Regions from separate parts of the Homo sapiens genome. Here region 2 is linked to region 1. A link is an interaction called in ENCODE POLR2A ChIA-PET data of the cell type or tissue named here. Cell type or tissue: Panc1. All regions are shown on one strand. Each heading gives the region's core, and the rest is flanking DNA. Links, peaks and the distances in the headings are about the cores only. Region 1 has its middle 27 kb from the start of LINC01754. Region 2 overlaps NCOA3 (nuclear receptor coactivator 3).

Evidence for each region. Peaks named below come from ENCODE experiments on the same cell type or tissue, not always from the same donor. Only the 100,000 strongest peaks of a DNase experiment are listed, where the experiment ranks them.
Region 2: POLR2A ChIA-PET joins it to region 1 with 17 read pairs; 8 of 35 experiments call an interaction of 5 or more read pairs at or near these places.

The regions. Positions count from the first base shown.
Region 1 is chr20:47,437,335-47,440,248 of GRCh38, forward strand. No RefSeq gene overlaps it. Among named protein-coding and RNA genes, the nearest start is that of LINC01754, 27 kb to the left of the region's middle. In Panc1, for the core only: no CTCF peak of the experiment used is centred there; no DNase peak of the experiment used is centred there.
Region 2 is chr20:47,609,438-47,612,351 of GRCh38, forward strand. All of the region lies in intron 2 of NCOA3 (nuclear receptor coactivator 3), which reads left to right. Among named protein-coding and RNA genes, the nearest start is that of NCOA3, 110 kb to the left of the region's middle. In Panc1, for the core only: no CTCF peak of the experiment used is centred there; a DNase peak (open chromatin) is centred at 1,214.

The sequences.
Region 1 (2,914 bases), core at 277-2,776:
AGCTGGGGAGACTGAGGAGGGAGGATCACCTGAGCTCAGGAAATCGAGGCTGCAATGAGCCATGATCATGTCATTGCATTCCAGCCTGGGCAACAGCAAGAACCTGTTTCAAAAAAAGAGAAAAGGCAAAAATTTTTTTTTCTTGAGACAGAGTCTCACTCTGTTGCTCAGGGTGGAGTACAGTGGTGCGATCTTGGCTCACTGTAACCTCCACCTTCCAGGTTTGAGTGATTCTCCTGCCTCAGCCTCCCAAGTAGCTGAGAATACAGGTGTGTGCCACCAGGCTTGGCTAATATTTGTATTTTTAGTAGAGATGGAGTTTCACCATGTTGACCAGGCTGGTCTTGAACTCCTGACTTCAGGTGATCTGCCCACCTCGGCCTCCCATAGTGTTGGGGTTACAGGCATGAGCCACTGTGCCCAGCCAGAAAAGACAAATCTATTTTTTTGTTTGTTTGTTCTTTTTTTGAGTTGGAGTCTTGCTCTGTCGCCCAGGCCGGAGTGCCGTGGCGCCATCTCGGCTCACTGCAACCTCCACCTCTCGGGTTCATGCCATTCTCCTGCCTCAGCCTCCCGAGTAGCTGGGATTACAGGCACGTGCCACCACACCCGGCTAATTTTTGTATTTTTAGTAGAGAAGGGGTTTCGCCTTATTGGCCAGGCTGGTCTCGAACTCCTGACTTCGTGATCCACCCGCCTCAGCCTCCCAAAGTGCTGGGATTACAGGCATGAGCCATCGCGCCCAGCCAGAAGAGACAAATCTATTAAGGCAAAAAGTACATTAGTGGTTGCCTGGAGCTGGGAGTGGGATCAGAGATTAAGGATAAGCAGGCCTGAGAGTTCCTGCTGGGGTGATGAAAAAGCTGCATTATATTAAAAATTTACTAAAAATAATCGAATTACACAAACAAAAGCAGTAGATTTCATGGCATGTAAATTACATAGCAATAAAACTGTCTTTTAAAAAAGAGAGGAAGAAAAGAAGAAGCAAAAGAAAAGAGGCCGGGCACAGTGGCTCATGCCTGTGATCCCAACACTTTGGGAGGCCAAGGCGGGTGGATCACCTGAGGTCAGGAGTTCGAGACCAGCCTGGCTAACACGGCAAAACCTTGTCTCTACTAAAAATACGAAAGTTAGCTGGGTGCTGTGGCGTGCGAGTGTAGTCCCAGCTACTTGGGAGGTTGAGGCAGGAGAACCGTTTGAACCCAGGAGGCAGAGGTTGCAGTGAGCCGAGATCACACCACTGCACTCCAGCCTGGGCAACAGAGCAAGACTCCGTCTCAAAAAAAAAAGAGAGAGAGAGAAAAAAAAAAAAAAAAGAGGAAGAGGAAGCGGAAGAATAACCACCCAAACCAATCGGTCTGCAGGGCTTGGGATTCAGCTTTTAAAAATTACATACATTTGCCCAACTCCAATCTTCCAGTTGTTCCCACTCTCCACAATTTCTTGAAGATTACTGCCTGCATTTCCTCGGTCACATGTGCCAATTATTTCAGTCCTCTGGAATGTCATTCATCAGGTTTAGAAACTTTTCGACAAGGTGAATATGGTAACGAAGTCCAAGAGTTGGATGTTTTCCCGCCCTTCTGAACCTCTTCCCTTCGCATACTCTTCTCCTCTGATGACTTCTCCTTTAGTCCGTGTTTACATTTTGTGATTTCTTAGACGTGAGCTCCTAGGCAACAGAAAGAGCTGGGGTAGTTGCGTGCACAGTGAGATGCACCTTAGGAAACTGTGGGCTTCTGGGGTGGCCTTCCCCTAAGTTCCCTGTGTGACTGTTGTAGATGTTTGTAGCTCAGTCTACCTAGCAACCCCTCCTCCTTCTGGAAACAGCTCTAGGTTTCCTGGGTGGGGTTTCCTTCTCCCCCTTGGTGTCTGTGGTCCTGGTGAGGCAGACCGCCACCCATGGGCTCCAGGAATAAGCAGGCGACTCAGGTCAATCCGGACACCAACATAGCTCAGCTCTGGCTGTGGTGATTGGCTGAAAGATGGACATGTGACCTAAGAGAGTCCAGTGAAAGTCAGTTCTGAGATGTTTTCTAGAAATACTGGAAAAGAGATGTTCTTTTTCTACCATGATTGCTTTGTGGTGGGATGTAAGGTTGACTGCTGTGAGCCTCGCTGGGCCACCATATGGGAAATTACCAAGAATGAAGCATTTACCTTTCCTATAGTCCCTGAAAAAAAAAAATAAAAATAAAAATGAAAATAAAAATAAAAATGAAGCTAACACAGGCCGGGCACTGTGGCTCATGCCTGTAATCCCAGCACTTTGGGAGGCCGAGGTGGGCACATCACCCGAGGTCAGGAGTTCGAGACCAGCCTGGCCAACATGGTGAAACCCCGTCTCTACTAAAAAAATTACAAAAATTAGCCAGGCGTGCTGGCATGTGCCTGTAATCCCAGCTACTCAGGAAGCTGAGGTAGGAGAATTGCTTGAACCCTGGAGGTGGAGGTTGCAGTGAGCTGAGATGGTGCCACTGCCCTCCAGCCTGGGCGACAGAGTGAGATCCGTCTCAAAAAAAAAAAAAAAAAAGTTAAATAAAGGAAATGGATCAGGAAATAGAGACAGCCAGACGCAGTGGCTCACGCCTGTAATCTCAGCACTTTGGGAGGCCGAGGCGGGTGGATTGATTGAGACCAGGAGTTTGAGACCAGCCTGGCCAACATGGTGAAACCATACAAAATTAACTGGGCGTGGTGGTGCATGCCTTTAATCCCAGCTACTAAAGAGGCTGAAGCAGAAGAATTGCTTGAACCCGAGAGATGGAGGTTGCAGTGAGCTGAGATCGCATCACTGCACTCCAGCCTGGGCTACAGAGCGAGACTCTGTCTCAAAAAAAAAAAAAAAAAAAAAGAAGCTAACACAAAGGAAATGAATCAAGAAATAGGGAAACAGTACTGATCTCACTGT
Region 2 (2,914 bases), core at 257-2,756, 170 kb after region 1:
CATTTACTAGACATGGATAGGCAGGTTTTGTGAAGTACAGAAAAAAAGTTCTTTAAAGTTATGGATCATGTCACGAGGTCAGGAGTTTGAGACCATCCTGGCCAACATGGTGAAACCCCATCTCTACTAAAATACAAAAAAATTAGCTGGTTGTGGTGGTGCACACCTGTAGTCCCAGCTACTCAGGAGGCCGAGGCAGGGGAATTCCTTGAACTCGGGAGGCAGAGATTGTGGTGAGCCGAGATTGCACCACTGCACTCCAGCCCGGGTGACAGGGCGAGACTCCGTCTCAAAAAAAAAAAAAAAGTTATGGATCATGAAACTAACATTTGAATAGCAACAAAGAAAAAACCAAGCTATGTTGTATTTTATTTTTTATTTTTATTTTTTAATGTTGTATTTTAAATTGAATGATGTACTTCTCCTCCTCTTTGCAGTATTTTATATTTTTGCTTACTGCACATTTCTTCCCTGAAGCAATCTTGACCTAATGGTATAAATGTTTAGCTCCACATAAGACGGTAGCTATTTTTTGGAGAGGAATGGAGAGGGTCAAGGGTTTTATTGAGTTTTCAGTTCTGATACCTTTTAACCTTTTTACCAGTGCTACCCCACCCTCCAGAAAGCAAATAATGTTGAAAGCTTTTTTTATTTTTTAACTTTTTGATATATATTTTCTTATTCATTATTTGTATTGTTGTCATCAGATGAATAATGGCTTTAGAGATTTATTTGAAAAGACAAATTCTATTATCAGACACATAACTTCTAGGGATATGGAAACTATTATTATTGTTACTGTTTTGAGACGGGATCTTGCTCTGTCCCCCAGGCCAGAGTGCGGTGATCATGGTTCACTGCAGACTTGACCTCCTGGGCTCAAGTGATCCTCTTACCTGAGCTTCCTAAATAGCTGGGACCACAGGCACATGCTGCCATGCCCAGCTAATTTTTGTGTTTTTTGCAGAGACAGAATCTCACTATGTTGCCCAGGCTGGTCTCAAACTGCTGGGCTCAAGCAATCCTCTTGCCCCAGCCTCCCAAAGCGTTGGGATTACAGGTGTGAGCTACTGAAACTGGCCCGGAAACATTTTTAAAAAAGGATTCTTTTGAATTTAAAGTTATTTAATGATTACTGAAGAGTAATAAGCTGTGAGGTCAGGAAAAAAAGGACTGAGCCACAGACTAAGCAGCAGTACAGATGATGACCTATTCAGGAAGTCTTGTGAGTCAGACTTGCCGTGTCGTGTTGCTAGAGTTACAGATCTGCTCCAACCTCTTTGCTTTATAAGAAGGACATCTCTCTGTTCTACCTTCAATATCTTTTCTTTGAAAAATCAACCCAAAAGTCTTTTATTAGCTTTACATTTATTTCTACAGTCTTAATTTTTGTAACATCAGTGTTGCAGGTGAACAAACTCATTGTAGCCTCTATTTTTGATATTGCTGGACAGGGCTAACTTTAGTACTATAGTGGGAAGTTTGTTATTTTGTTTTTTACTCTACAGGCACTCTGGTTTAGGAATATTTATCTGTCTTGCATTTGACCATGGTTACCATTCCCCCTCTTCATTGTTTACTTAGTGTACCATGGTACACTTTATGTACCATCCTTGCTGCTCTCAGCTGTTTGGTTACCAGGTGGCTAATGTTGTCATCTCTTAAGCTTTAACATTTACTTCTCAATACTGTCTTTTCCTCTGTGAGGTAGATGGAAAGAATAGATTAGAAGAGAATGGGGCATATGCTGTGATCATCTCTCCTTTACATCTTTATTGCTTATTAATTTAATTTATATCAGATTTCATTTCTGCTCTGTGCACATACCCACTGTCCCTCCTCACCACTCTTCTTTATCCAGTTCTTTCTCACTTACCTTAGCATGGCTAAAACCCTTGGTTTTTATTTATCTCTTTCTTCCTCTGCTGTTTTTATTTTCATTATATGCCACAGGGACAAACTTAGGTATAAGTACTACTTTTGATGTAGAGATACTTATGTCTGTCAAAGGAAAATTAAACTACAAACCCCAGAGGTAAAAAATGGTACACAATACTGGGGTTTAAAAAATCTCCTCCTCGGCCGGGCTCATGCCTGTAATCCCAGGACTTTGGGAGGCTGGGGTAGGTTGGTCACCTGAGGTCAGGAGTTCGAGACCAGCCTGGCCAACATGGCGAAACCCCGACTCTACTAATAATACAGAAATGAGGTGGGTATGGTGGCAGCTGCCTGTAATCCCGGCTACTTGGGAGGCTGAGGCAGGAGAATCGCTTGAATCTGGGAGGCGGAAGTTTTAGTAAGCCGAGATTGCGCCACTGCACTCCAGCCTGGGTGACAGAGCGAGACTCCATCTCAAAAACAAAACAAAACAAAATAAAAAAGCCCCACTCCTTCTGCCCCTCCAGACCAGGGTCTCACTCCCTTCACCCAGGCTGGAGTGCAGTGGCGCGAACCTTAGCTCACTGTAACCTCTGCCTCCTGGGCTCAGGTGATACCCCCACCTCAGCCTCCCGAGTAGCTGCGACTACAGGTGTGCGTCACCACGCTTGGCTAAGTGTTTTGTATTTTTTGTAGAGACGGCGTTTTGCCACTTTGCCCAGGCTGGTCTTGAAGTCCCGGGTTCAAGCTGTCCTCTCATCTTGGCCTCCCAAAGTGTTGAGATTACAAGTGTGAGCCACCACACCCAGCCAAATTATTTCTTTTTACCTCTGTAAAAGGAGAACCTTCTCTGTATTTTAAGAAGATGTGGAGTTGGTCAAAAGTACAGCTGATGGGAAAGCAAAGGAGAACTGGAGTTTGAAAAGAGAAGAGGAATGGTGGTAGTTAAAAAAAAAATTTGTAAAAAATAGAGTTACATACAAGTTTACACAATGGTTTAGAGCTTACAAGGTAGGAAGCAGAGACAGAAATAGTG